2 separate regions of the Homo sapiens genome follow, and region 1 is linked to region 2. Evidence: chromatin loops called from intact Hi-C (ENCODE). Cell type or tissue: heart left ventricle. All regions are shown on one strand. Each heading gives the region's core, and the rest is flanking DNA. Links, peaks and the distances in the headings are about the cores only. Region 1 overlaps TUG1 (taurine up-regulated 1). Region 2 has its middle 41 kb from the start of SMTN.

Region 1 (15,192 bases), core at 4,957-12,956, 55 kb after region 2:
ATGTCTGTAATTCCAGCACTTTGGGAGGCCAAAGCTGGTGGATCCCTTGAGTCCATGAGTTCGAGACCAGCCTGAGCAACATGGCAAAACCCTGTCTCTACAAAGGATAAAAAAAATCAGCTGGGTGTGGTGGCAGTTACTAGGGTTGCTGAAGTTGGAGGATCACTGAAACCTGGGAGGTGGAGGTTGCAATGAGCTGAGATCACGCCACTGCACTCCAGCCTGAGCGACAGAGTGAGATCCTGTCTCAAAAAATAAATAAATAAAACAAAATAAAATAAAATAAAAGAAGCCCAAATGCTCAAAGTTCTGAAATGATACTCTAGGAGCTGATTTTCAGTTGCTCAGGGGACCAGGGAAGAATTGGGCCTCATGGGTGGTGGATGGCCAGATCTCAGAGGGTTCTAGCTTCTTCCTATTCCAAGTCCCTCCAAGGAACTCCCTTGATTGGAGATGAGGCTGTGGCTTTAAGGAACTTATCTCTGATAATAATTCCAAGGGTAAAGCTCTGGGGCACTGTGTGGGTTTTGGGAATACAGCAGCTAAGCTACGATGTTATGAGGAATTTGGAAGGAGGGAACTCTCTGGGTGCCAACAGGCTATCTGGCCTTTGGCATGTCCTCCCCTCTCTGGCCTCAGTTTCCTTTTAATGAGTCTCCTTTGCCAAAGCCCACTCTGGGAAAAACCTGAGGTCATTAAAAATGGAATCTGGCAATGGCCCAAAATGCTGGAAACAAATTCACCCCTCTGATGCTTCAAATTCTTCAGAAAATGTGGGCTGACACTGGAAAGAGCAAGTCACAAAACGGTCCGTACAGAACATTCTCTGTTTGTAACTTTATCCAGCCTCCCTGTATAGAACCAAGGTGGTGAAGGCTACTTGCCAATGTGTTATCTGTGGTTATCTGAGTTGGCAGGAGGAAATTATTCTGGGTAATTTTTATTTTCTTTTTGTGTGCTTCCAGATTTTCTACAATGAACATCTATTACTTTTGATAATCAAGAAATTAAAAAAGTTTAAAAGCAGGCCTTTTGGCACATGCCCTTTGTCATGCTCAGTAAGTACACAAGTTGCTTCTGGGTAGAAGTAAAAAAGAGAGGAATCATCCATGCAGCCTTGTGGGTGAAGACTGTGGGGTTTTCTAATTTATTGGTTTTCCCTTGCTATACAACAAATTACCACAAACTTAGTGGCTTAAAACAACACACATTATCTCACAGTTTCTGTGGGCTGGGAGTCCAGGCATGGCTTAGCCGAGTCCTCTGCTCAGGGACCCACAAGGCTACAGTCAAGATGTTGGGTGGGCTGTGTTCTCATCTGGATGTTTGAATGGGGAAGAATCCACTTCCAAGCACACTCAAGTTGTTGGCAGAATTCAGTTCCTTGGAGCTGTGGGACAGAGGGCCCCAGCTTCTTGCTGTCCTTTGCTTGGAAGCCACCCTCAGATCTATACCCACAGTTTCTTGCCATTTGGGATTTCCCAACATGTCCACTTTCTTTAACAAACCAGCAAGGAGAGCTTCTAGAGCAAGACACTATTTTTTTTTTTTTTTTTTTTTTTAAGCAGGGTCTTGTTCTGCCACCCAGGCCAGGCTGGAGTGCAGTGGCATGATCTTGGGATCACTGTAACCTCCACCTCCTGGGTTCAAGTAATTCTCCTGGCTCAGCCTCCTGAGTAACTGGGACTACTGGCACACACCACCATGCCCAGCTGATTTTTTTTTTTTTTTGTATTTTAGTAGACACAGTGTTTCACCATGTTGGCCAGGCTGGTCTCGAACTCCTGACCTCAAGTGATCCATCTGCCTTGGCCTCCCAAAGTGCTGGGATTACAGGCGTGAGCCACCATGCCCAGCCAAGACAACATTTTCTAAAAGGAAATCATAAAACCCACCTTAAGGGGAAGTCAATTGAAAGGGAAGGGATGACACAAAGGTACTGTTATGGACTGAATATTTCAGTAAAATTCACATTGAAGCCCTAACCCTCACCCCCACAGTGTGACTATATTTGAAGATGAGCCTCTAAGGATGTAATATTAAATGAGGTCACAAGGGTGAGGCCCTGATCTGATAGGATTAGTGACCTTGTAAGAAGAGCTCTTTCTCTATGTGCATGCACCAAGTAAAGCCATATGAGGACATATTGAGAAGGCAACCATATATAAGCCAGAAAGAGAGCCCTCAGAAACCAAGGCAGCTGATCACCCTAATCTCAGATTTCCAGCCTCCAGAAGTGTGAGAAATTAATTTCTGTTGTTTAAACCACTCAGTCTGTGGTATTTTGTTATGGCAGCCTGAGATGACTAAGATAGATGTGAACACCAGGAAGCATGGATCATTGGAGAGTGGTGGGGGTAAGAACACCTTTAAGCCTGTCTGCCACTTAATATTGTGAGGTTGGCTGGAATTCCAGATAGAAATTCCAGAAGCTAAGGTTCTCCTCAGAGGTTTTCATTCTGTAGGCCAGTGTGAGGCTTGCGAAGTTCTGAATGAACTCTCTGAAGGTGATCTCAATGATGGTGGCAGGTGGCCTACATCTGGGGAATAGATCAGGCAGCTTCAAATCCTGGCCCTGCCACTTCCTAGCTATAGAACCTTAGATTAATGGCTTCTTTCAGCCAAAGTTTCTTCATCTGATGTTGCCTGGCAAGTTATTAAAGGAAAATATAAAACACTCTCTGGTGTAAGCAGCTCTTATCTCCAGCCCAGCCCCAGCAAAAGGAGGCTGATGATATTGCTGTCTCATACCCCATCTGGAGATGTCCTTAGTATTCGGTGTTTCAGGGCCATGCAAAGATTTGAAATAAGAAGGGGACAGGATTTGAGGATGTTCAAAACATGGAGGAGACCTAATTCTTGCTTGTCCTTACAGCTGGAGAAGGTGAGTGTCCAGGTGTATATCTGAAGTCAGTTGGGGGACTGGACTGAAGGAAGAGCCAGTGTCTCTGGACACCAGAAGGAAGCGTCCTGGGCATGATGTCTAATAGCAGGTGAAGGAGGTGCTTTTTTTCCATGTGGTGACCACCATGGGAGGTGCCTTAGATTTTTGTCATCACAGAGTCATGGCTGGGGGTAGGGCGGTGTGAGCAAGTAGACTCAGGGCGGCATGAAATAACCTATAAAGGTATGGGAAACTTCTTGCGCTAGGGCTATGGAATAAAATTCATACCTGAAACATGTCAAATGAGATGACGTGTGTAAATTGCAGAGTTGTGTCTGGCACATGCTAAGGGTTTGATAAAAGAAAGCTACTATTCTGTTATCAACATCTCCTAGTTGAGTGGCTAAAAAGCCTCTGTTCTTATTCATCCACCATCATGGGTCCATTGTTTTCCAGGTTGAAGAAGATATATGGCTCAGAGAATGAGGTTTTGGTAGAAGCCTGCGTAGAAGATCATTTATATGGAGGGGATCCTCATACAGTGGATAAAAGCAGAGATCTTAGTTCCATTCCCAGCCCTAATCAGTTATTAACATGTATTGTAATAATGTTACAGAATGCTGTCCAGAATTGGGAGACGGGGTGGTATGGGTGTGTTTTAGATGCTTAACCAAAGGATATTTGAGCAAAATATACCATCAGGGCTAGATTACTGGGCATGCAACCTGCGGAGTCACACAAGCCTCCATACTTAAAAGGGCCCTGCTCCCAGAAGGGCCTCACATTTGTTTTGTGCTCTATTGTCACCTTCTTGAAATTCTTAATGATTTTTGAACAAGGGACCCCGCATTTTCATTTTGCACTAAACCCAACAATTTATGTATATGTCCTGTATACCACATCTTGATCTGAGTTCTTAGCAGCAATCTGAATGTGAAGTTTCCAAATTTCTTACAGCCCTTTATCTTCTATGAGTCTTGATAGATGTTGAGCAACTTCCTCCTTATGAAATTTCACAAGGCAGGGGTAGAATATGGACACTATAGGTTTAGGGGAAGGGGAAGGAGTCAGAGCCAGGGAGAGTGTGTGAGGATCCCCTCCACATAGGGCACCCAAAGATGTATAAAAGGAAGTGGTTTCCTGTAAGGCCTAGGTGGAAGACACATGGAAATCTGACTCAAATTTTCCAAGTGGAAGAAAGACCAGGAAATGAGAGAGGCAAGGAAAGAAGGGAATAAGCAGGTTCTGCCTCTCCTTCTTAGGCTGTTAGGTCCTAAGGACAAGCACAGAGGTGAAGCAAGAGTATGTGGTTATCATCAAAGGGGTCCACAGGGCTGTCAGGACACAATGCTATTGGAGCAGGGTTCTTTGCCTTAAAAGAGGGTACTGGGAGAGGTATCTTGGCGAAGAGCTATAAACACAGCAGCCTCAGCCCTCATTCCCTTTTTGGGTGCTCCAGGCACAAGGAAACAGCAATCCATTTGGCGAAGTGCTAAGAACAACTTGGTATCAATTTGCTTTTCGGCCAAAGCCAAGGATACTTGCTATTATAGACTCGAGGTTTCTTGAAACTTTTCCACATTCATTTTTGATCACTGTGAGTTTTCCCATAGTTAAACATAATGTAGCATCTCAAAGTGGTTGGGGTTGGGGCTTGCTTTGGGCCAGAAAGGGATGGGAGAAGCTGCATAACTCAACCCCGTTCTTCTGTAGGACCTGCAACGAAGCCTGTTCTACTACAGGCTGCCTTTCATCAAGACCTCTTCTAGGTCCTGTCTTTGGGGCTGGTTTCCAGGGCTGTCTCATGTGTGCATGTGCATGTTTACGTGTTGCTCTGAACTCTGATTTCATTCTTGATTTGTCATACACTTTCCAAAATTTGTGGTATAACTTAAGTGATTACATTGGAAAATGAATATTGTAAAATACACACAGAATATACTGCAGTATAATTGTGCTGGTCACAAGGCAAACAGAGATTTAAAACATCAGTTCATAGTGCACTCCAGGTGTTTGTTCTTAGGATAGGACGCAAGTTGAATGTCATTTTGAGGACCATCATTGTTGTGTTATGAGCATACCAGTAAATATTTATGACTGGAGCCTGAGTTCGTTGGTTCTCCTGTCTCGCCACCTCCATGGAAGCCATGTTCTATGTATGTCTCCTGAATCCTAGAAGACCTAAAACAGCCTCTGATCTTCTCTGGCCAAACCATCTTCTCTCCAACTCCAAAGAGTTCCAGGCATCATCTGAACTTGAGAAATCAGACTCTTGTCCAAAGAGGCCAAGTGTTGAATCAGGCAAACGTGATTCTGCTCTTTTTTTTTGAGATGGAGTGTCGCTCTATCACCCAGGCTGCAGTGCAATGGCACGATCTTGGCTCAGTACAATCTCCACCTCCCGGGTTTAAGTGATTCTCCTGCCTCAGCCTCCCGAGTAGCTGGGATTACAGGCACCCACCAACATGCCCAGCTAATTTTTATATTTTTGTAGAGATGGGGTTTCACCATGTTGCCTGAGCAAATGGCAATTGTTAGCAATAATGCTGTTAAGGCAACAATATCCTGGAAGACTTAGCTCAGCCAGCCATTCCCTTGCCATTTTTAACCACAGCACAACTGCTGGTGTCAATGACATGCACATGCTATCACATTCAATTTGTTTTATAAGGAAAAGCAATTTCTTATTTACCCCACCACCCTCAGAAATGCTGTCGACAGAAAAACATGTCACATTCCCTTTCTCTCATGGGCTGAGGTCCTTGGATGCCACTCATGCCAGTTGGCCAGTTAGCAAATGTGGTAGGAGGCCTGGATTAAGAAGGTCCAATTCTCATTCATAGAAATATGGCCTTTCTTGGGCAGATCACTTGAGGCCATGAATTTGAGACCATTCTGGCCAATATAGTGAAATCCTGTCTCCACTAAAAATACAAAAATTAGCCAGGTGTGGTGGTGCACGCCTGTAATCCTAGCTACTCGGGAGGCTGAGGTAGGAGAATTGCCTGAACCCAGGGGACGGAGGTTGCAGTGAGCCGAGATTGCACCACTACACTCCAGCCTGGATGACAGAGTGAGACTCCATCTCAAAAAATTAAAAAAGAAAAAATGAAACATGACCTCTGTCATCTCTATCAGAGCAGGTGAACAGTCCTGGGAGCCTGGGCACACTCCACAGGGATAAATGGCTTACCACTGCACTGACTGCATCAGATCAAGGTCCCATACCCTCAATTGCTACTTGTTATTAAAAAAAAAAAACCGTAGGTTTGTTTCAGTCAGAGTCCTGGTCCTTTACACCAACAATAATAAAAGGTATTTTTCTGCTTAGGTGTAATTCCAAACAATTAGAATATCCCAGAAGCCCTCACAGTTTTATCCCAGGTTGCCATCCCAAACCAGTAGGTCTCCATGTCTTAAAGTAGCCGAAATAAGACCCAGTCATTAGGTCAGGGAAATGGGCTGAAGCTAGATCAACAATTACATCAAGAGTGGAACACTGAGAATCTTAAGGACTCCTGGGCTCATCTTTGCCATTCTCCTGAGTCAACAGAAGTGGAACAGAAACAGCAGAATTAGGCCGGATGCAGTGGCTCACTCCTGTAATCCCAGCACTTTGGGAAGCCGAGGCAGGCAAATCACCTGAGGTCAGGAGTTCAAGACCAGCCTCATTCTCAGATGAGCAACCTCCTTGTGGTGGCAAGAGGGCTGCCAATAATGCCAGTCTTGCAACCTTACAGTTCTAAATTCAATAGATTAAAAAGGAAATTCCCCCACCTCCATTAGCTCTATTTGTGTAAAACTGGCTTGGCTTAGATAATAAACTCACTCCATATCCAACTACCCTGACCAAGGCGCTGCAGTGCTCTGGTCGGTCCGAGTTACATGCTCAGTCCTGGAGCCAGGGGTAGTGAACAGACAGAAAGTGAAGGAGGGTTGGAAACTCAGAGCGCAACTAATATTCTCTTATCAAAAGAAGTGAAGATAGATACTGAGTAGACAAAAGCAATGGATGTCCATAACAGTGAGACTCTGAGAGCATAAAGGAGGGCCACTGAACTAATAAAGAGACCAATTTATTAATTTATGATTTTTTTCTTGAGACGGATCTCACTCTTGTTCCCCAGGTTGGAGTGCAATGGTGCGCTCTCAGCTCTCAGCTCACTGCAACCTCCGCCTCCTGAGTGGCTGGGATTACAGGCACCCACCACGCCTGGCTTAATTTTTGTATTTTTAGTAGAGACGGATTTTACCATGTTGGCCAGGCTGGTCTAGATGTCCTGACCTAAAGTGATCTGCCCGCCTCGGCCTTCCAAAGTGCTGGGATTACAGGCGTGAGCCACTGTGCACAGCCCTATTAATTTATGATTAAAGATATGTGGCTGGTTCATGACCCAACCAGTCATCTACTCTTAGTGAGTCCAGCTAGGGGCAGGTTGATTCAGTAGTATAAAATCAGAACGGATGGAATCAGATGTTCCTAAGAAATATTTCCAGCAAAATATTTATGGGCAGACTACGTTCAGTTGTGAGGCAGAGAAAAACCTCATATACTAATGATGTCAAGAAGACAGAAATTAGTTTTGTAAACGAGGTCCAGAGATAAGCAGTTCAGGCCTGGTAAGGTGGCTTCACATTCATCAGGAATCTAGGCTCCTTCTAACTTGTTGCTCCATCGTCACTGGCACAGAGTGCCTTCTCCTTTATGGTCCAACAGTGACAAATTCCAGTCATGGAATTCTAGTCAGCGGGGTGAAGCCTACATTCTAGTCAGGAGGGTGAAGGAAGGAGATGGGCTCACTCCTTTTTAAGGATAAGTCCTATAAGTTACTCAGGTCCCACTGGCTAAAATTTAGTTAGTGGGTTACACCTGCCAGGGAAACTGAAAAATGTGTTTACTCTGGGAAGAACAAATACAGGGAGACAACACATCTTTGTTAGAAGTGGCACCCTAGTGGACAACCCTTTCTCTGTCGTAGGGAGTGGCCTATTCAAAGGCTGAGGGCCAGTCACCTGGAACCCATGCATCTACAAAAGGCAACCCTGGATATAAAAGAGTTAACCAACTGTTACTCTTTGTTGCCCTCTTTTTTGATCCCTTAGCATATGCTAACTTGAAAAAGTCTAGGTACAATTTAATTGCTTTAAAAATTATATTTATGGCTCACACCTGTAATCCTAGCACTTTGGGAGGCCGAGGAGGGTGGATCATTTGAAGTATGCAGTTCGAGACCAGCCTGGCCAACATGGTGAAATCCTGTCTCTACTAAAAAAAAAAGAAAAAAAAAAAAATCAGCTGGGCGTGGTGGCATGTGCCTGTAATCCCAGCTACCTAGGACACTGAGGCAGGAGAATTGCTTGAACTCGGGAGGTGGAGGTTGCAGTGAGCCAAGATTGCGCCACTGCACTCCAGCCTGGGCGACAGAGCGAGACTCCATCTCAAAAAAAAAAAAAATAAAAATAAATAAAAATTTAATTATTTCCCTTAGAAATAAACTGTCTCTTAAAAAAAAAAAAAAGGATGTGCTCCCACAACCAGTGAAACAATGCCAGTATGTATAAAGCACCAAGTTTCTCCAAACCCCTCAATTTGGTGTATCCTTCCACTTTTCTTTCATGTTCATTTAGATACATTTGTAGGGCTTCCAGCCCTGCACCCCATACAATGGGCTATTATGATATACATTACTCTGTAATTTTTGTTTGTTTTGCTTAATGCATCATGGACATGCCACAGGCTAAGAAATAGAGGTCTTCTTTCTAACAGTTGCATAACACTCCACAGTATAGCTGTCCTATAACTGATTCAACCACTCCACTTTGATCGATTGCTTTTTAAATTTTTTTGCTAGCACAGGTTACGTTGCAGTAAATTTCTCATACTGATGTCCTTTTATCTTGGTGCTTTTAGTTCTTTGAGAGTCTTTAAAGTAGGAATGCTGGGTCCAAAAGTGTATATTTAAAAATTTGCATCAGTATTGCCAGATCATCATCTAAAAAAATTGGAACAATCTACATGCCCACCAACAATGTATAAAAGTTTTGTTACCCTAATTCTTGCCAGCACTATATGTTACTGCTCTTTTAAATTCTGCCATCTGATAGGTGGCAAATGGTACTTCATTGCTCTGTTGTACATCACATCTCACTGACCTCATTATCTTTCATATGCTTACGGAAATGTTGAAGAGCATCATGGTTCAAAGTACAGACTAACAGACAACCTGTGTTTGAGTCATAGCTCTATCACCTATTGTGTGACATGGGCAAGTTATTTTATCCTTCTGAGCCTGTTTCCGTAGCTGTAAAACAGGAATAATATTGCCTATCTCATAAACTGTGACAATTAAATAACACTTGTAAAGTGCCTGAAACAATGCCAAGTATGAAACAAACACCAAATAAATGGCTAGTGATTATTACTTTACTTATAAATTTGTAGGAACTCTCTGTATTAGCAACATTAGTCCTGGATCTGTCATTTATGTTGGAAATATCTCTCCAATCTATCACATCTTTTACAGAACCAAGATTTGTTTCATGTAGTCTTATATGTCTGTAATTTCCTTTATGGCTTGTAGGTTTTCTGCTTTGTTTATGAAAATCTCCCATGTCATAAGATCACAAAAATAGTCTCCTAAATATTCTTCTAGTGTTTCATTTTAAGATTTAAATCTGTAGTCCTTTTGGTATTTATCTTTGTAAATGTTGTGAGGTAGGGATTTGGTTGCTCTCTAGGCACCTTACTGTAGCTCTCTGTATCAGTTACAAATACTAGATTTTTAAAAATTTCATGGAAAGAAATATGGAAGAAAATAAATTACAGTATTCATAGCAATAGGCTTTTGGGTTGTTCTGAATAATCATTTCAATTTTGTCTTTCTTTTAATGAATTCTTGCATCTCCACTGCTTTAAAAAATGTGGAACCCAGCCAGGCACTGTGGCTCACACCTGTAATCCCAGCACTTTGGGAGGCCGAGGGGGATGGATCACGAGGTCAGGAGATTGAGACCATTCTGGTCAACATGGTGAAACCCCGTTTCTACTAAGATACAAAAAATTAGCTGGGCATGGTGGTACGCAGTTGTAGTCCCAGCTACTCGGGAGGCTGAGGCAGGAGAATTGCTTGAACCTGGGAGGCAAAGATTGCAGTGAGCCGAGGTAGTGCCATTGCACTCCTGTCTGGCAACAGAGCAAGACTTCAGTTCAAAAAAAAAAAAAAAAAAAAGTGGAAACTTTTTTTTCAAATGAAATAATAATAATACAGGAAATTCCAATATACAAAATTGAGTTGTTCCTGTTTGAAGTGGCAAAAGATGAAGCTTGAGGAATAAGATAATGAGAAGCTGAAGAGCCTTGTAAACCAGGAGAGTTTAGATTTTATTCTGAAATGCCGGGGGAACTATTAAAAGGTTAAGTAGGCTGGGCATAGTGGCTCACACCTGTAATCCTAGTGGTTTGGGAGGCCAAAGTGGGAGGATTGCTTGAAGCCAGGAGTTCAAGACCAGCCTGGGCAACATAGCGAGATAGTGTATCTACAAAATAAATAAATAAATAAATGGCCAGCCAGGCATGGTGGTACGTGCCTGCAGTCCCAGCTACTCATGAGGCTGAGGCAGGAGGGATGCTTGAGGCCAAGAGTTTGAGGCTGCAGTAAACTATGATTGACACTGCATTCCAGCCTGGGCAACAGGGATACCCTATCTCTTGGGGGGCTACTCTAGCTGTCCTGTAGAGAAGACTGCAGTGGGACAATAATAGAGGCAGTGAAACCACTAGAAAGGCATTATAGTACTTACAGCAACAGATATATGTTCCCTTGGACAAAGTGATAGAAGTGGAGATAGTTTTAAGGTATATATTTACATGCTAACACCAAGATCATTTAATGACTAACAGGGACTCTGGGAGAGAGGGAAGCTTCGAGAATAACTCTCATGTTCTGGTTTGAGAAACAGAGTAGAGGGTGGTGCCATTTACCAACAAAGGGAACACTGGAGAGCAGATTTTAAGGAAAAAATGAAGAGGTCAGCGTTTATTATGTTGGGTGAGAGTATCTTTGTGTTAATCAAGCAGTGGATATCAAGGTACAGGTGGGCATTCAGATCTGGAGCTCAAGACACATATCAAGGCCAAAGGTAGGAATCTGGAAATTATCAATATACAGTTAGAAACCAAGGCCATGGAAATGGATGAGATTTTTCAGAGTCTACAGGGCAAGAAGACTTAAAGATTAAGTCAGGAATCTGGGCAGGTGAAGACCTCTCACATTCCTCTCAGAAACTCATATACCTCTTACACATTATCCTCTGGGCTCACATGGCATGGGAAATGGGTAGTTTCCCAAAGGAAAGGTGAAGTGCTATTCTCAGAGGGGAAAAAGATAACACTGGGTAGGCAAACGTACACTATGTGGACATGCATTCTTCAACATGAACAATCTTAATACCTTCACTCAACATAATCCCCCCTAAAGGGAGATCTTCCTCTTAAAGGGAGATAACCTAAAATAATTTCTAGTTATAAGCCTAAGATTTCTGGGTGATGCTCATTCTTCTCTAGTTCTTAACCCCATCTTGATAATCTGCAACTTACGGATTTCCTGATATATTTAACCATCACCAACACACTCATACACATCAGTGAGGGGACACTACCACTAGAATGGCTCAGCTCCAATGGAGGAGAAATCTGATTGGATTAACTTGCATCATGCTCAAACTTCAGCCAGGAAATGTTAGGGCAGAATACTGTAATGAATAAAGAGGAGAGGGGGAAATAAAATAAGGCAACCTAAAAGATATGGGGTAGAGGCTACAGATCTTACTTCTCCAACAGGTTATGGGGCTATAACTGCTATTTATCTCTTCCTCTTTGACTATACTTTTTTGTTTAATTCAGTCAGGGATTTTTGACTAATAGGGTAACCCAAACCTTCATTCCTGAGATATTTCGAGGATTGGGATTCTCTAAATCTTCTGAATCTTCCCAGGTATCAGCACTCTATACAGTCTCTTTTCTGATTAATACCTTAACTCTCACAAAAGAGACGTTAGTAATGCTACAAATTCAACCAGCATTGTAATTTTGCAATTTGAATAATTAATCTCCAAGTACTAGTGTGGATTTAAGCACCGAGATTCATTTATCCTGGCCACAAAAAGGGCCTGTATTTTATTCTATGCCCACAGGTCAGTTTCTGGGTTTGAGCTGATGCCCTTCACTTTAAGACAGCTACCGGGGCCAGGGGCGGTAGCTCATGCCTGTAATCCCGGCACTTTGGGAGGCTGAGGTGGGCGGATCACTTGAGGTCAGGAGTTCAAAACCACCCTGGCCAACATCTCTACTAAAAATACAAAAATGAGTTCAGCATGATCGCGTGTGCCTGTAATCCCAGCTACTTGGGAGGCTGAGGCAGGAGAACCACTTGAACCCAGGAGGCAGAGGTTGCAGTGAGCTGAGATCGCACCATTGCACTCCAGCCTGGGCGTTGCAGCGAGACTCTGTCTCAAAGTATATATATATATATAAATAAAATTAAAAAAAATAAAATAGCTAATGCAATCAAAGTAACCATTCTAACTCAGTGGTCCTGGCCTGCTTTATCCACTTTATTTTTTTGAGACAGAATCTCACTCTGTCACCTAGGCTGGAGTGCAGTGGCACAATCTCAGCTCACTGCAAACACTGCTTCCCAGGTTCAAGAGATTCTCCTGCCTCAGCCTCCCAAGTAGCTGGGATTACAGGTACCCAACACCATGCTCAGCTAATTTTTTCTTTCTTTTTTTTTGAGATGGAGTCTTGCTCTGTTGCCCAGGCTAGAGTGCAACAGTGCGATCTTGGCTCACCACAACCTCTGCCTCCTGGGTTCAAGTCATTCTCCAGCCTCAGCCTCCCGAGTAGCTGGGATTACATGATTAACCATCATGCCTGGCTAATTTTTGTATTTTTGTAGAGACGGGGTTTCATCATGTGGCCAGGCTGGTCTTGAATTCCTTGACCTAAGGTGCTCCACCCACCTTGGTCTCCCAAAGTGCTGGGATTACAGGTGTGAGCCACTGTGCCCAGTCTATCCACTTTAAATTGTCCTATTGTCAACAATTACCTGGCCCTCCAAATTCTACTCTCAACAGGCACGATTCCAAATGACAAGAAATGATATCATTACTGTTTTGTCACCCTTAACTCGTAGATTTATCCTCCCAGGGACACAGAACAAGAGCTGGTGCCATTATCTGTCTCAGTACAATAATCAATTCCAGATCCTCCATATGTTCCTGTGGGTTAAAGGCCTACCATTTAACTCTCCGGCCTCCATTTCTGTAATTAGTCAGTCATTTGGTCACCAGCAATAGAAACCCATTTTGGCTGACAAAAAGGAAACTTATTTTAAGGAGGCTATGTGGTAGTTTATACAATCAAAGGAAAACTTGGACAACCAGGCTTGGAGAATAGGAGCCAGCATACTTTGGAGATCTCCTTTCATAAACTTTTAAATGGTTTCTTTAGAACACTACGATCAGAATGACTCAACTCTGATCACTTTGTGGTCACCTTTCTTAAGAATCAAAGTCCTTGTGGGACAGAACGAGCTTGCATTGCTCAAACCTCAGCCAGGGGGCATGAGGCCGGAGTACTGTCATCTACATTTCCACTACCACCACACAGAATGGGAAGGAGCAGCTTTCTAAAGGATAAGTGGGGATGTATGATTAAAGTAAAGGGGAAGTGATTTTTGGCAAGCCAAAGCAATGGATGTCCACTATACCTATATTTACATGATGGGGAGAAGAACCTACAATAAAGGAGTAGTCTGCAAGTTGAAAAGAAAATTAAAAGTATTATAGCACTTAAGGGAAGTGTTTCAAGAAGCTGGTGGGAGTTACCTGTGCTGCTGAAAGTTCATATTAGATGCAGGTGTAACGGATTTAGCAATGAAAAGGTCACTATTGACCTTAATTGCAGTGACATCAGAATATTTCAAGGATTTTTTAAAAAAAGTGACTTTCCCCCTGCTTTCTGCCTAATGTGGATACTGCAATAGTCTTAGCAGATCAACATCAGTCAAGAACTAGAATAATCTTTGATAAACCTTAAAACCACAAAATTCTGATAATCCAAATAAACTCACTTGAAGGAGACATGCTTAAAAAACTAAGGAACAATTACTAAGCTCTGAGTTTCTCAAACAAGCAATGGTATAGCAATCTGTCAACTTGAGTAATGAATGATTTATATTTAATATTTACTAACATAAAAGTAGGCATTTTAAATCATTTGATAAAACAGGCTCAGTGTTGAATAACTTGCCAAGGTCAAACAGTAAGCACTAAATTTAATTTTAAAAATTCTTTATTTAAAATAAAGTTTAAAAATAATGTGGGTAGTGTAAAATATTAATACAGAAATGTATAAAGTTGAAAGTTTCATGTGATCTACACTGTTCAAAGAAAGCTGTGAATAGACCTTTCTATGCATTTATAAACATAAGCACACACATTTTAAAATGAGTTCACACTGTACACTTTTCTATTAATAACTTGTTTCACCTAATGTATCATGGCCATTTTTCCATACACAATGAATGTACTTTATTCATTTTAACAGATACGAGATATTCCTATATGGCTGAACCACACCTTAACCTATCCTTTAATGACAGACATTTAGGTTTTCTATTACTTTCTACCATGTCATTTTTACGCTTCTGTGGGATCTTAAATATTCCCTCAGTTCCTGTTTCATTTTGTCTTCCACTTTGGAAAGTAATTTCAGTGACCATGACCTCTAGCTTAATAAATACTTGGATCTGTCAAGTCTCAATGTTGGTAGATATATTAGTGTGGATTCAATTTCAAGTAACAGAAACCCAACTCAAAGTAACTTAAGCAAAAAAGGGTATTTATTGGTTCACATAACTGAAAAGTCCAGGGGATATTCTAGCTTCAGGCACGGTTGGATCCAGGGGCACAAACGCTGTCATCAGGATTCAAGTCTCTCCATATTTTGGCTCTGCTTTCCCCTGCACTGGCTTCATTCTCTACATGGTAGGCCCTGTTAGTTTGAGGTTTTCATCCTACAAAGCTAAAGCACCCTCAGTAAAGAGAGCTTCTCCTCCACAGTTCAGATGGATTTGCTGATTGATGAGGTCTGAATTACATGTTCACCCACAAAGCTCAAGGTTGGGTCAGACTGTCCAAACCACAGACTGAAAATAGGAAGAGGTGGTTTTAAGAAACATCAGGGAGTTGTTACAAGATGGAACGGATGCTGGGCAATTAAAAACTACTGATGTCCAGGATAAGAA
Region 2 (15,192 bases), core at 3,752-11,751:
ATACATGTGGCTTGCAGAGACATGGAATTCAGTGGTTCCCATGCCTGGAGCCCCCTGCTCTGGTCTATAGTGGCAGAAGGGCTTTTCTGTCTTCCAGACACAGCTCAGTCTCACCTCATTCTCAGGTCATGTGGCCTGAATTTGATGGGTTTTCAAATCATGTGCCCCGACCATCTTGTGTATGGGCTGGGTACCTCTCATCCTACACAAATGACTTTCCAGGTCAGGTGCTGTGGCTCACACCTGTAATCCCAGCACTTTGGGAGGCCGAGACGGGGAGATCACCTAAACTGGGAGTTCAGGATCGGCCTGGCCAACATGGCGAAACCCTGTCTCTACTAAAAGTACAAAAATTTAGCTGGGCATGGTAGTGCAAACCTGTAATTCCAGCTACTTGGGAGGCTAAGGCTATGAGAATCGCATGAAACGGGAGGCAGAGGGGGTTCAAGTGATCACACAGCGAGCCGAGATCGTGCAACTGTACTCCAGCTTGGGCGACAGAGGGAGACTCTGTCTCAAAACAAACAAACAAACAAACAAACAAAACAAATGACTTTCCAACATCAGTGCAATAGGCTCTTCTTGAGGACTAGCCTGGGAGCCTTGCTCCTTGGTGTTGTGAAACCTCAAGTAACTGATTTAATATTGAACTGCTGGGCCAGAGCTGCAAGCCTGACCTCAGGGGCTGCCTTTCTCCTGCCCCACCCCCTCCCCTGGAGCAGTGTCCTCTGGGGAAATGCAGCTGACCCAGCTGCATCCGTGGGAAGGCCTGGCCCCCACACTTCACCTTCTCAGCCCTGCCTCTCGGCCACAGGAAATGACCCTCTTAGCAGCCACGAGCTGTGATCCAGAGGACAATGACAGAGGGACGGAAGCCCTGTTTGTCCCAGCTAACTTGTTCCCTTGGGTGGATGCCAGCTGCTGAAACAAAAAACTGAAGATTCAGTGGAAAACATATTTTTTACAAAACAAACAAACAACCCTGTGGGCTTTAGCCAACTTCTGAGGCTCTGGGGCCGGGGGAGGGGGGGTTGTTTTCTTTACTTGCTTCTGTGTGTGTGTTTAAAACACAGATAAAGCTCAGAGAATCAAATAGCCTAAAGCTTGGAAGAAGGCCAGTGATCCCACCCTAGCAGCAGAGCCCCCCTGTGGTGTCTTTCTTCATGTGGCTGGGCCCCACTTCTCCACACCACTGTTCATCATGTCACTTGGCTCCGGCCACTGCCCCCACCCCACCTCCATTCACCACCCAGAAGTCAGAAAGCTCTGCTCAAACCCACATCAAGTCACCATTCTAGGGCTCTGCAGGCTGCCTGTCTCAGTCTTCAAGTCTCCAGCTCAAATGCCACCTCCTCCAAGGGGCTTCCCTGACCATTCCATATGAAATAGCACCTCTCAGTCTCTCTCCCTCCCATAGCACTTGTAACTCTTACTATATCTGGAATGATCTGCTTTGTTTCCACGTGCCAGGCACGTAGTAGCTACTCAATAAATGTTGGTTGACTGGCAATGTTTCTCAGTGGTTGTTGCATTCAGATGAAAACTGGCTTAGAAAATCCATATTCCATTGTATTTCAACAAACATTATTGGCCACAAACAGTGCTAGGGATCAGAGGCAAATTAGTTGGGATTCGTTCATTCACTCACTCACTCATTCATTCATGAGAAGGGTAGACCCCATGGTAAATGGGGATTCAGCCGGGGGTGCAGAGAACCAGGAAAGCTTTAGGTGGGAGGAGATTGTTGGTGGGTTTCCCCCCATTAAAGTAGGGTTCAGAGGTGTGAGCAAGAAAGTGTTTGGAAAAACAAGAGAACCTTGGGGTGTGGAATTTAATTTATTCCCACTTAGAACCCCCAGGGAGGGCAGAGACCCGATTTTATCTGGGGCTGCAGAGAGGGCACTCTCCATGTGCTTGTTGAAGGAACTGAGGGATGAGGGATGGTCAGGTAGTGTATGAAGTTTATGGCTCTGTTTAAGAGGTTGCTGTGACGTCCCGAATGCCAGGCTATGAAGCCTGGATTTCCATCTATAGGGAACAGAGTCTAATCAAAATAATGATTTTGGTGCTGGGTGTGGTGACTCATGCCTGTAATCCTAACATTTTGGGAGGCTGAGGCGGGAGGATCGCTTGAGCTCAGGAGTTCAAGATCAGCCTGGAGAACATAGTGAGATGGAGTCGCTAATTAAAAAAAAAAAAAATTAGCCAGGCATGGTGGTGCGTGCCTGTAGTCCTAACTACTGGGGAGACTGAGGCAGGATGACCACTTGAGCCTGGGAGGTTGAGGCTGTAAAGAGGTGTGATTGAGCCACTGCACTCCAGCCTGGGTGACAAAGCGAGACCCTGTTTCAAAAAAAAAAACCGGCTGCCACGCACGGTGGCTTACACCTGTAATCTTAGTACTTTGGGAGGTCGAGGCAGGTGGATCACCTGAGTTCAGGAGTTCAAGACCAGCCTGGGCAACACAGTGAAACCCTGTCTCTACTAAAAATACAAAAATTGGCTGGGCGTGGTGGTGTGTCCCTGTAGTCCCAGCTACTTGGGAGGCTGAGGTAGGAGAATCACTTGAACCTGGGAGGTGGAGGTTGCAGTGAGCCGAGATTGTGCCCCTCACTCCAGCCTGGGGGACAGAGCAAGACTCCGTCTCAAAAATAATAATAATTATAAAATAATAATGATTTGCAAAGCCTGTTTGAAGTGCCTGAATGTCACTGATTCCTGAACTCCAGTTCTCTAGCTACATCAGAGTATCCAAACCCCATCCTAGAAGAGTCTGATTCACCGTAAGTTGGAGTCGGGGCCTGGCCATCTGCCATTTTCACACACTTGCCAGATGTCGTTGCTATTCACTAGGTTTGGTGACCACTGAGGCTCAGAGAGGTGAAGGCACTTGCCCAAAGTCTGTAGGTGGTGGGGGAGGGGGCGGAGGCTGGTGTTTGAACCTGGTTGGCCTGGCCCTCCACATTCACCAGCTCCACTTCGGCCTCCCGCTGGACTGGCTCCTTTCTCCATGTTATTTTCCCCTGGATGCAGGAATCTGGGCTGTGGCTGAGCCTGCCCGCCCTGTCCTCTCTTCCCATCCCCGCCCCCAGCCTCAAAGGTCAGGTACCTCCCAGCCTCCCTCGGTCGTGTCCATTTATGGCTCTGTTGTTCCAAAATGTGGCCAAATTTATAAACTCCCCTTTCCTGGAGACACGAAACAATTTGTGCAGAGTGCAGTGCGGGGGCAGAGCTGGGAGCTTCATCTAAGACCTGGACTTCAGCCCAGGCCCAATGAGCTCTGGCGTTGAACAGGCTCCAGTTCCTCCCTGGGCCTCAGTCTCCTCACCTGCAGAGTAAATATACTGGACTAGATCATTCCGTAAGTACTTCCTAAGTCTAGACGCAGCCACACGTTTTTACTTCTTAAAAATACCAATTCCCTAAATCCGTGGGCTCAATAATTACAAAAGAAGGTGCTGGGGGATGGAGTCTCTACTGCTATCTTTTGCATTTTTTTCTTTTCTTAATTTTATTATTATTATTTTTTAAGAGACAAGGTTTCACCATGTTGTCCCGGCTGGTCTTGAACTCCTGGACTCCAGTGATCTGTCCATCTTGGCCTCCAGAGTATTGGGATTACAGGCATGAGCCACGGCACCCAGCCTCTTTTTCTTTTTTCGGGCTTGATTTTTTTTTTTTAAATTAAAAAAATTACCCAAAGAATTAACTTACACGGTAAAGTAGAAGTCCCCCTTTCCAGCCACCCCTTCCTGCTCCCTTTCCCAAAAGTATGGGGTAGAGCTTTCAAGACAGGTTTCTCTGCATTTATTGATATATGTACTCATGTTCCTATGGAGGTTTTTATTTTTTACATAAAAAGGAATTACGGTATATTTTGTTTGGCATTCTACTTTTTTTCACTTAACGTCTTATTCTTTTTCCCACATCAATCTCTTTTTTTACTTTTTTTTTCTTCTGGGATGGAGTCTTTCTTTGTCACGCAGGCTGGAGTGCAGCGACACGGACTCAGCTCACTGCACCCTCCACCTCCTGGGTTCAAGCGATTCTCCTGCCTCACTCTCCCAAGTAGCTAAGATTACAGGCAGGTGCCACCACGCCCAGCTAATTTTTGTATTTTTTAGTAGAGATGGGGGTTTCACCATGTTGGCCAGGCTGGTCTCAAACTCCTGATCTCAAGTGATCTGCCCGCCTCAGCCTCTCAAAGTGCGGGGATTATAGGCGTGAGCCACCACATAGAGTCTCAATCTCCTTTTTACAAAACTGTTTTGGCTGGGCACAGAGGCTCACGCTTGTAATCCCAGCACTTTGGGAGGCCTAGGTGGGTGGATCGCCTGAGCTCAGGAGTTCCAGACAAGCCTGGGCAACATGGTGAAACCCTGTCACTGCAAAAAATACAAAAATTAGCCGGGTGTGGTGGCGCACACGTGTGGTCCCAGTTACTCGGGAGGCTGAGGTGGGAGGTTCAATTGAGCCTGGGAAGTGGAGGTTGCAATGGGCCTAGATACTGCCACTGCATTACCACCTGGGTGAGAGAGTGAGAACCCATCTCAAAAAACAATAACAACAACAACAACAACAAAAAAACTGTTTCACTGAGGCATCATTAATATAATATGTAGTTCACTCATTGTGAGTACATGGTTCAGTGATTTTTTTTAGTAAGTGTATAAAGTTGTGCAACCACTACCACCATCGAGTTTTAGGACATTCAGAGCATTTCCAACCCCCTAACAAATGACCATTTTCGAGTCAATTCCCACTCCCACCCCAGCCCCAGGCACCCCAATCTACTTTCTGTCTATATGGATTTGCCTTTTCTGGACTTTTTTTTTTTTTTTGAGATGGAGTTTAGCTCTTGCCACCCAGGCTGGAGAGCAATGGCATGATCTCAGCTCACTGCAGCTTCCGCCTCCTGGGTTTAAGCGATTCTCCTGCCTCAGCCTCCTGAGTAGCTGGGATTACAGTGCCCGCCATCACGCCTGACTAATTTTTGTATTTTTAATAGAGACAGAGTTTCACCATGTTGGCCAGGCTGGCCTTGAACTCTTGACCTCAGGTGATCCGCTGCCTTGGCCTCTGAAAGTGCTGGGATTATAGGCGTGAGCCACCGCACCCCACCAAGAAATTTGACATAAATGGAATAGTGGCTGGGCGCGGTGGCTCACGCCTATAATCCCAGTACTTTGGGAGGCCGAGGTGGGTCTCCCCCTTGAGGGGCAGGAGTTCCCCCTTGAGGTCAGGAGTTCAAGACCATCCTGGCCAACATGGTGAAACCCTGTCTGTATTAAAAATACAAAAAAAGAAAAAAAAAGTGCAGGGAGCAGTGGCTCATGCCTGTAATCTCAACACTTTGGAAGGCCGAGGCAGGTGGATGACCTGAGGTCAGGAGTTCGAAACCAGCCTGGCCAACATGGAGAAACCTCATCTCTACTAAAACACACACACACACACACACACACACACACACACACAAAATTAGCCAGGCATGGTGGCACACACCTGTAATCCCAGCTACTCGGGAGGCTGAGACAGGAGAATCACTTGAACCCAGGAGGCGGAGGTTGCGGTAAGCCGAGATCGTGCCATTGCACCCCAGCCTGGGCAACAAGAGCGAAACTCCGTCTAAAAAAAAAAAAAAAGAAAAAAAAAGAAAAAAATTAGCCAGGTGTGGTGGCACATGCCTGTAATCCCAGCTACTCAGGAGGCTGAGGCAGGAGAATTGCTTGAACACGGGAGGCAGAGGTTGCGGTGAGCCAAGATCAAGCCACTGCACTGCAGCCTGAGCCACGGAGCGAGACTCCATCTCAAAAAAAAAAAAAAAAAGTGTAATCCCCAGTGTTGGAGGTGGGGCCTGGTGGGAGGTGCTGTTTGGCATGGCTTAGTCCCAACCCCTTGGTGATGAGTTCATGTGAGATCTGCTTGCTTAAAAGTGTGTGGCACTTCCTCCCCCATCTCTTTTGCTCACTCTCTTGCCATGTGGCATGCCTGCTCTCACTTTGCTTTCTGCCATCATTGTAAGTTCCTGAGACCTCACCAGAAGCTAAGCAGATGTTGGTGCCATGCTGTACAGCCTGCAGAACTGTGAGCCGATTAAACCTCTTTTCTTTATAAATTACCCAGTCTCAGTTATTCCTTTATAATAATGTAAAAACAAAACAAAACCCAGCCTAATGTAGTGGCTCACCCAAGAGAGACATTCATTTCTCTCTCTCATATAAAGGAAGTCCAGAGCTGAGCAGTGAGCTGTTCAGGGCTGGTATGATAGCTTCATGGAGTTGTTAGGGAGCTAGTTCCTAGCTCTTCCAACCTTAGGCTATGGCCCTAGTCCTCATGATCCAATGCAGCAGCCAGGGATCCAGCCATCACATCTATATTCAGAGAGCAGGATGGAAGAAGATAAGACCAAGGGGGCAAATAGTATGAACCAGCCCTTATAAGAGGCTTTCTCCAACGGTCACCCAACAGTTCCACGTACATCTCCTTGACCAGAACTTTATGAAGTGGCTACACTAGTGGCAAGAGAGCAGGGAACAAATATTGGGCAGACAAGGAACAACTTTTTCTGTTCTTTCCAGCCCCTAGCCAACCACTGTTCTGGCTCCTCTCACCATAGATTCATCTTGTCTGTCCTAGAACTTTATACAAATGCCACCACATAGAAAATTCTCTTGTATCTGGCTTATTTCAACATTATGTTCAAGAATTCTTGAAGTTTTTTTTTTTTCACCATCCGGAAGGAGACATTCATCAACATTCAGTCTTTAACTTTTATTCCATGGAGTCACTCATTCATATTTCTTGAGCCCCCTACTGTGTGCTGGCAGCTGGCCAAACACAGCCACCTATGTCAAAAGACCAAGTGTCCCAGGGTGTCCTCTGACCCAAATCTATTTTGGCTCCACATAAGAATTGTGTCAGCCCTACTTTAAACATCCCTCAGCATCAGGGAGAATCTCTGGTAAACAGAGGCTGAGCAGGCCTGTGGGGAGGAACTCAGGCTCAGGTGAACACAGTTAGGAACCTAGTAGGTCCTTAATAAATAATGGCTAGAAGGTTGGGCGTGGTAGATCACACTTGTAATCTCAACCCTCTGGGAGGTGAAGTGGGAAGATTGCTTGAGACCATGAGTTCAAGACCAGCCTGGGCAACATAGTGAGACCCACCCCCTCCCATCTCTACAAAAAATAAAAATTAGCGGGGTATGGTGGTGCACCTGTTGTCCTAGGTACTCAGGAGGCTGAGGTGGGAGGATCATTTGAGCCCAGGAGTTTGAAGCTGCAGTGAGCTGTGATGGCACCACTGTGCTCTAGCCTGGGTGACAGAGTGAGACCCTGTCTCAAAAAAAAGAAAAATAAATAAATAAATAAATAAATAATTAGTGGCTACAACTATTTCCTTGGCACAGGTGCACTGTAAGGCGCAGTACTGTTCTATTTTCTAACCCTTCACTACCCTATAAGGTAGGCATCACGACAGTCTACATTTTGCTAATGAGAAAAGGATGCTCAGAGAGGTTGGATAACTTGCCCACGGTTACACAGCTTGTGAGTTGCTGAATTGGGATTCAAATCCAGTTCCATCAAGTATCAAGTCCAGGCTTTCACCCTTCTGCTTTGGGGAATCAGCTTCTGCCTCCTGGCCCTTCCTTTAAGCCTAGACTCACTCCATGCAGAGCCCAGGATCCCTATGGACAAAGGCTGCGCACTTGGCTTTGTTGTGTTTCTTGTCTTTCTCCCACTTTGGGGGTCCATCCCGGATATTTTCCTGGCTTTGGATCTTGTCTGTTTCAGCTTAAAATGAGACATCTGGGGGAAAGGCGTATCTTACCATCAGCCCCCTGCACTGCTTAGCCTTGAGTTCTGGACGGTCTCACCACCCTTCGCCCCCCTCCATCCTGTTCCCTCGGAACTGTCGACCTTGGGGCTCTCCTGGGCCCTCACTGCAGCTTCCGTCCGGTGATCCCAAACAGCAGCATTTTTCTAAACATTTTTCTAAGCAATGAGCATGAGATTTCACATCTGGGCCAGTTGTTACTGACGCCCTGAGTCACCCAGCTCTCCTGCAAGTGAACGAGCCTTTCAGTTTAACTGCTGGCTTGTAAAAGGCCCATGCATGCCTCTGTTTTTCCAAATATGTAAAAATCCATTAGAGAGGGGGAGAATGTGGTTCAAAGAAAAAGTTAAGTTTTCTCCATGGGAACAAAAGTTTTCCAGGGAGGAAAATGTGTAAATCCTACAATATAACTGAGTGGCTTTCAAAAAGAGTTTTTCCAGAGATGAACCCTGTTGCAGAGGGTCCTTAAGTTGAAGGTCAATGTACAAAATGGTCAAAGTGGAGCTTACGGGATGGAAGGAGGAGGGGTAGAGGTTGCCCAGTGATGTAGCTTCCCTCTTGTTCCCTCACTAACCACTTCTCTAGGAAACCTGCCATTGGGTGTGGAACACAGTTTGAGAACCCCTGAAAAAGCCCTGGCCCAGGAGTTCAAACCCTGGCCCTGAGTCTTAGAACCATCTTTTGCTGCTGTGTAACTCCAGGAAAATTAGTAGCCTTCTCTGGGCCTCACTTGTCCCATCTGGGAAATGTCATGGTTGGATTAGACATTTTCTAAACTTCTTTCAAGCCTAAGATTCAATCTTACTGAGGAAAATTCCATCTGAAGTTGGCAACTGTTTGAAAAGTAGACTTTTTGAAAAAAGAAACAAGAGTTCTCTTGTTTGAGGCAATCTAGTAACAAACCAACTGCTAAGAAAGTGTTTTCCAAATAGAGGTGCTGTGTGTCTCCTTGCACGAATGGATAGAAAATGACCAACTTCATTATTAGAAAGTAGGTTAAAGATATTCCCTGCTCTCTCATCTGTGTGATTAATTGGTCAGTAATCCTTCCTTCATGAAAAGTACCAAGTAATGAAAAATCAAACTGAACATTAATAGAGACATTTACTGATCAGTAATGTAGACAGTTTTGTTTAAAATATCAGGCCTGGTGTGGTGGCTCAACGCATAGCATTCCAGCACTTTCGGAGGGTGAGGCAGGAGGATCGCTTGAGGCCAGGGGTTTGAGACCAGCCTGGGCAACATAGCGAGACCTCATCTCTCTCTAAAAAAACTAGCTGGGCATGGTACCTATAGTCCCAGCTACTTGGGAGGCTGAAGTGGAAGGATTGCTTGAGCCCAGGAGTTTGAGGCTACAGTAAGCTATGACTGAGGCACTGTACTCCAGCCTGGGCCACAGAGCAAGATCCCATCTCTTAAAAAACACACATCAAACATACACATATAGCTAGAATGACAAACTGTCCTGCTTTATGTGACTGAGGGGCTTCCTGGGATGCAGGACTTTCTGTGCTAAAACCGGGAAGGACCCAGGCAAATTGGGATGAATTTGTCACCCTACATATAGCACTTACTATGCTCTCAACACTGTTCCAAACATTATTCACATACTCTAATTTTATTTTTTAATTTTAATTTATTATTATTATTATTTTTGAGACAGAGTCTCGCTCTGTCACTAAGGCTGGAGTGCAGTGGCACGATCTCAGCTCACTGCAACCTTCACCTCCTGGGTCTAAGCAATTCTCCTGCCTCAGCCTCCCGAGTAGCTGGGATTAGAGGAATGTGCCACCACGCCTGGCTAATTTTGTATTTTTAGTAGAGATGGGGTTTCACCATGTTGACCAGGCTGGTCTCGAACTTCTGGCTTCAGGTGATCTGCCCACCTCGGCCTCCCAAAGTGTTAGGATTACAGGCATGAGCCATTGCGCCTGGTCTTATTATTATTATTATTTTTAGAGACAGGGTCTTGTGTCACCCAGGTTGGGGTGCAGTCACACGATCATGGCTCACTGCAGCCTCCAACTCCTGGGCTCCAGTGAACCTCCTGTCTGAGCCTCCCAAAGCACCAGGATTACAGGTGTGAGCCATGGCACCTGGCCAACTAACTTTTTAAATCTGCATCACAACCCTATGAAGAGGGTACTATTATTATCTCCATCTCACAGATCCTCAGGGGAAACAGGCTCAGAGAGGGTTAGTAAACATCCAAGGCCACACAGCTGGTTGTAGGCAGATCCAGGATGAAAACCCACCCTGTCTTGCTCTGAAGCTGGGCTAGTAACTGCTATACCACATTGTCTTGCTCCTAAATTGTGTCTTTGGTGAATCACAGAGCCATGGCAAGTCTGTGACCAAGGCCAGCTGGACGCTCAAGGAGACCTGAACCTGGCTTTCTGTGTGACATTGCGGAACCCCCAACTCCTCTGGGAGCTTCCTTTCAGCTCAGTGCAATGAAGGGGCTGGTCTGGAACAACAGTTTGTCCGGTTTGTTTAAGCGGTAGAACTTGTCAGACAATTTTGCTGGGACCTCAATATATAAAACAGACCATAGTCCTAAAGTTTACATCTTGAGCGTTGAGCTAAAAATTCTTCCTGGCAAGCGGAATTCTTGAAACTCTGCCCCATCGCCTGAGGCTTCCAGAAGCAGAATATAAAAACTTGTGGTTTAATTGCTCTCTAAGGACCTTTCCAGCTTTAAAATTAAATCCAACACGTAATTCAAACATTTCATTCGTTCATGCAGCAAAAATGTTTGAGCTTGAGCCACGTACGATTTGCTAGGCGCCGGTCCAGGCGCTGGGGCATCAGAGACGATCTAGACCAGGGTTACTTTCACTGTGGCACTGTTGTTATTCAAGGCTGGATAATTCTTTGTGGTGTTCTGTGCATTGCAGGATGTTTCGTGGCATTTCTGGTCTCTACTCGCTAGATGCCAGTAGCAGTGCCCGGGTGTGTCAGCCCGAAGTGTCTCCAGACACTGCCAAATGCCCCCTGGGGGTAAAGATCAAACCTGCTTAAGAAACACTGAGCTAGACTCATAAAGATCTCTCGTCTCATCAGTCAGCCTATGTTCCCTGAGGAGAAACAGAACATAAATACATTGGGGAAAAAAAAAAGAAATTATTAGATAATGATACACATGTGATAAAAATAAAATGGGATGATGAGAAAGGGTGTCACTGGGGGGCCCCTTCACTTTCTTCAGGCAGCAAAGCCTGAGAAGCTGGATGTAGCTTGGCTAGTTTAAGGAACAGAATGAAGGCCACTGTGGTAGGAGCATGGATAACGAGAAGCAGAGTAGGAAGAGGTGAATTGGGCGGTGTGGAAGAAAGGTAGGAAGGGGAGGATCAGATTAACTGAGGGCTTCATGGACCAGAGATGGGAGGTTGAATTTTATTTATTTATTTTTATTTATTTATTTTTTGAGACAAGGACTTGCAGTGGCACCATCATAGCTCACTGCAGCCTCAACCTCCGAGGCTCAAGTGATCCTCCTGCTTCAGCCTCCCGAGTAGTTGGGATTACAGGTTCACGCCTCCAAACCTGGCTAATTTTTTATTTTTTTGTAGAAACAGGGTCTTACTATGTTGCTTAGGCTGGTCTCAAACTCCTAGGCTCTAGCGATCCTCCCACCTCAACCTCCCAAAGTGTTGGGATTAGAGGTGTGACCCACCACACTTGGCCTGGAATTTTATTTTTAAACATAAGCATCTATTATGTGCTAACTCCTGGGCTAGGTGCCAAGGACACAAATGTGAATAACATAGTTCACCTGTGAGCCCAGAGAGGATAAGGCAATTAGTTCTGTCTGAGGTCAGTCAAGGAGTGCTTTGTGGTGGAGGTGATATTGGAGTTCACCTCGAAGGATGAACAAGAACCCATCACATGGAGAAAAGGGAGCAGCAGAAATTGCCTCGCATGACTCTAGGCAAGTGACTCTAAGTAAGCTGTTAGATTGTTGACTCTCAGGTCCTATCCCCAGTGGTGCTAGGGCCCAGGAGTTTGTATGTTTTGTTTTTTTTTTTTGAGATGGAGCCTCGCTCTGTTGCCCAGGCTGGAGTGCAGTGGCGTGATCTCGACTCACTGCAACCTCTGCTTCCCAGGTTCAAGTGATTCTCCTGCCTCAGCCTCCTGAGTAGCTGGGATTACAGGCGTGTGGTACCACGCCCAGCTAATTTTTGTATTTTTAGTAGAGACAGGGTTTTGCCATATTGGTCAGGCTGGCTCGAACTCCTGCAGGAGTCTGTATTTAACCAACACTGTAATGATTCTAATGCAGATAGAGGGACCTCACTTTCAGAATAGTGCTCATTGGCTTTTAAGCTACTTGTTTAGTGTTCAGTGATGTAGAAATGTCTTGCCAAGTCTTATTCCACCTGAAAAGCATTCACTGAGGGTCTTTTTCTTTTGCGTGCCAGAACTTGGGGACAGAAGATAAAGGCAGAAGGGCCGGGTGTGGTGGTTCATACCTGTAATCCCAGCACTTTGGGAGGCCGAGGCGGGTGGATCACCTGAGGCCAAGATGGTGAAATCCCATCCCTACTAAAAATTTAAAAAATTAGCCAGGAGTGGTGGCATGTGCCTGTAATCCCAGCTACTCGGGAGGCTGAGGCACAGAATTGCTTAAACCTGGGAGGCAGAGGTTGCAGTGAGCCGAGATCATGCCACTGCACTCCAGCCTGGGTGACAGAGCAAGACTCTGTCTCAAAAAAAAGAAAAAAAAAAAAAAATTAGCTGAGTGTGGTGGTGGCACACACCTGTAATCCCAGCTACTCAGGAGGCTAAGGCAGGAGAATCGCTTGAACCTGGGAGGCGGAGGTTGCAGTAAGCCAAGATTGCACCGCTGAACTCCAGCCTGGGCGACACAACAAGGCCTCGTCTCAAAAAAAGAAAAAAGAAAAAAAAAGGTAAAAAAAAAAAAAAAAAAAAAAAGGCCGGGTGCGGTGGCTCACGCCTGTAATCCCAATACTTTGGGAGGCTGAGGTGGGTGGATCACGAGGTCAGGAGATCGAGACCATCCTGGCTAACACGGCGAAACCCCATCTCTACTAAAAATACAAAATATTAGCCGGGCATGGTGGTGGGTGCCTACAGGCTCCCAGCTGCTCGGGAGGCTGAGGCAGGAGACTGGCATGAACCTGGGAGGTGGAGCTTGCAGTGAGCCGAGATTGCGCCACTGCATTCCAGCCTGGGCGATAGAGCGAGACTCCATCTCAAAAAAAAAAAAAAAAATATATATATATATATATGAGGTGTGGACAGGGGCTTTTTTTTTTTTGAGACGGAGTCTCACTCTGTCACCCAGGCTGGAGTGCAGTGCTGCAATCTCGGCTCACTGCAAGCTCTGCTCCCGGGTTCACGCCATTCTGCTGCCTCAGTCTCCTGAATAGCTGGGACTACAGGCACCTGCCACCACGCCTAGCTAATTTTTTGTATTTTTAGTAGAGATGGGGTTTCACCATGTTAGCCAGGATGGTCTTGATCTCCTGACCTCGTGATCTCGTGATCTGCCCGCCTCGGCCTCCCAAAGTGCTGGGATTACAGGCGTGAGCCACCGGGCCTGGCCAATAGACGGGGCTCTTTCAAGAAAAGGCTGGTGTGAGTCAGGTGCCAGGGATGAGAGTGGGCCTGATTGCTAACTAGGAGCCTGCCTTCTCTGAAATCCAACCCCCTTGCATTTCCCCATTGGTGTCTTTGCAGTTGGGCCCTGGCAGATCTGGAGCTGTATAAGTGGGTAAGCATGTCATTGTGTAAACTTGTAATCATATAGTGTGTGATTATGTCAGTACGTGTAAACAGTAAGTGTGTGACTATGTAAGGAACTAAGCAAGCATGCAACAGGATAACCAGATAAACAAGTAAGCATGTAATTGTGTTACTATGTGAGACTGATGTAAAAGGGACACATGTAAGGAGGTAAGCATGCAGCAAGTAAGCAGGGAAACGTACAAACAGGTGAATATATAAATATGTAAGTGAGTAAGCATACAACCAGGTCAGGGGTATGTAATTGTGTAGGCAGAAATTCTGGTGTTTTTTTTTTTCTTGAGACGAAGTCTTGCTCTGTCGCCCAGGCTAGAGTGCAATGGTGCAATCTCGGCTCACTGCAATCTCCGCCTCCCAGGATCAAGCAATTCTCCTGCCTCAGCCTCCCAAATAGCTGGGATTATAGGCGCCCGCCACTATGCCTGGCTACTTTTTGTATTTTTAGTTGAGACGGGGGTTTTTCCATGTTGGCCAGGCTGGTCTTGAACTCCTGACCTCAGGTGATCCACCCGCCTTGGCCTCCCAAAGTGCTGGGATTACAGGCGTGAGCCACCGCACCTGGACAGAAATTCTGTAAATGAGTATACATGTAAGCAGGCAATCACATAAGTGGTAAGTGTGCAAGACGTGTGTGTGAGCAGGTGATCACATAAGCGGGTCAGCGTATAAGCAGGTAAGTGTGCAAGCATGTGAGCATTTGGCCTGCTGCTTGAGGTGAGACATGCAGCTTCCACAGGCTGCACTAATGAGTACCTAGGCTGCTTTCAGAATTTTAACCCAGTTATCATCTCAGCTTGCAATATGGTGAAGTGACCACATCCAAAACGCATTCTAGAGTGTTCTCAGCACCACATGGCCTTAGATCATTTGGGAGTTTATTTCTACTCACGCCATTGTCAGACAGGGCATACCAAGCTTCATTGTCCTATAGGGCCGGTTTCCCAAGGTGGTCTTGAATGTTCACACAGTGATTTTCAAGAATAAACATTTTTTCCTATCAATCATTCCATGTGTCTTAGATGAAAATTTAAAACTGACCCTCCAAACTCATAATTTCATTGTGGCCATCATTTATTAGGATGAGTTAAATTGCTAATATGTGTTTGTTTGTTCGGTTTTGAGACAGAGTCTGGCTCTGTCACCCAGTCTGGAGTGCAGCGGTATGATCTCGGCTCACCACAACCTCCGCCTCCCGGGTTCAAGTGATTCTCCTGCCTCAGCCTCCTGAGTAGCTGGGATTACAGGTGTGCATCACCATGCCCGGCTAATTTTTGTATTTTTAGTAGAGATGGGGTTTCACCATGTTGGCCAGGCTGATCTCGAACTCCTGACCTCGGGTGATTGCCCGCCTTGGCCTCCCAAAGTGCTGGGATTGCAGGTGTGAACCACCGCGCCCAGTTAATGTATGTACTTGTAAAAGGGAGTTGAGGCCGGGCAAGGTGACTCATGCCTGTAAGGAGTGAGCCAAGATGGCACCACTGCATTCCAGCCTGGGCGACGGAACCAGACTTCATCTCAAAAAAAAAAGTGGGTTGATCCCCACTCCACAGCTGGGGCCCCCTGGGCAACCTGATTTGCTGGCAGCAG

The links. Hi-C counts contacts between places; a loop is a spot of excess contacts. Peaks named below come from ENCODE experiments on the same cell type or tissue, not always from the same donor. Only the 100,000 strongest peaks of a DNase experiment are listed, where the experiment ranks them.
Region 1: it touches region 2 in a loop (1.9-fold over the local background); 19 of 110 quality-filtered maps call a loop at or near these places.

The regions. Positions count from the first base shown.
Region 1 is chr22:30,978,423-30,993,614 of GRCh38, reverse strand. It overlaps TUG1 (taurine up-regulated 1), which reads right to left. Exons shown (of 3, transcript NM_001396518.1): 3 at 14,220-15,192. Among named protein-coding and RNA genes, the nearest start is that of TUG1, 17 kb to the right of the region's middle. In heart left ventricle, for the core only: no CTCF peak of the experiment used is centred there; no DNase peak of the experiment used is centred there.
Region 2 is chr22:31,032,380-31,047,571 of GRCh38, reverse strand. No RefSeq gene overlaps it. Among named protein-coding and RNA genes, the nearest start is that of SMTN, 41 kb to the left of the region's middle. RefSeq lists enhancers at 2,486-3,055, 3,056-3,626. In heart left ventricle, for the core only: no CTCF peak of the experiment used is centred there; a DNase peak (open chromatin) is centred at 7,932; H3K4me3 peaks cover 450 bases; H3K27ac peaks cover 3,416 bases.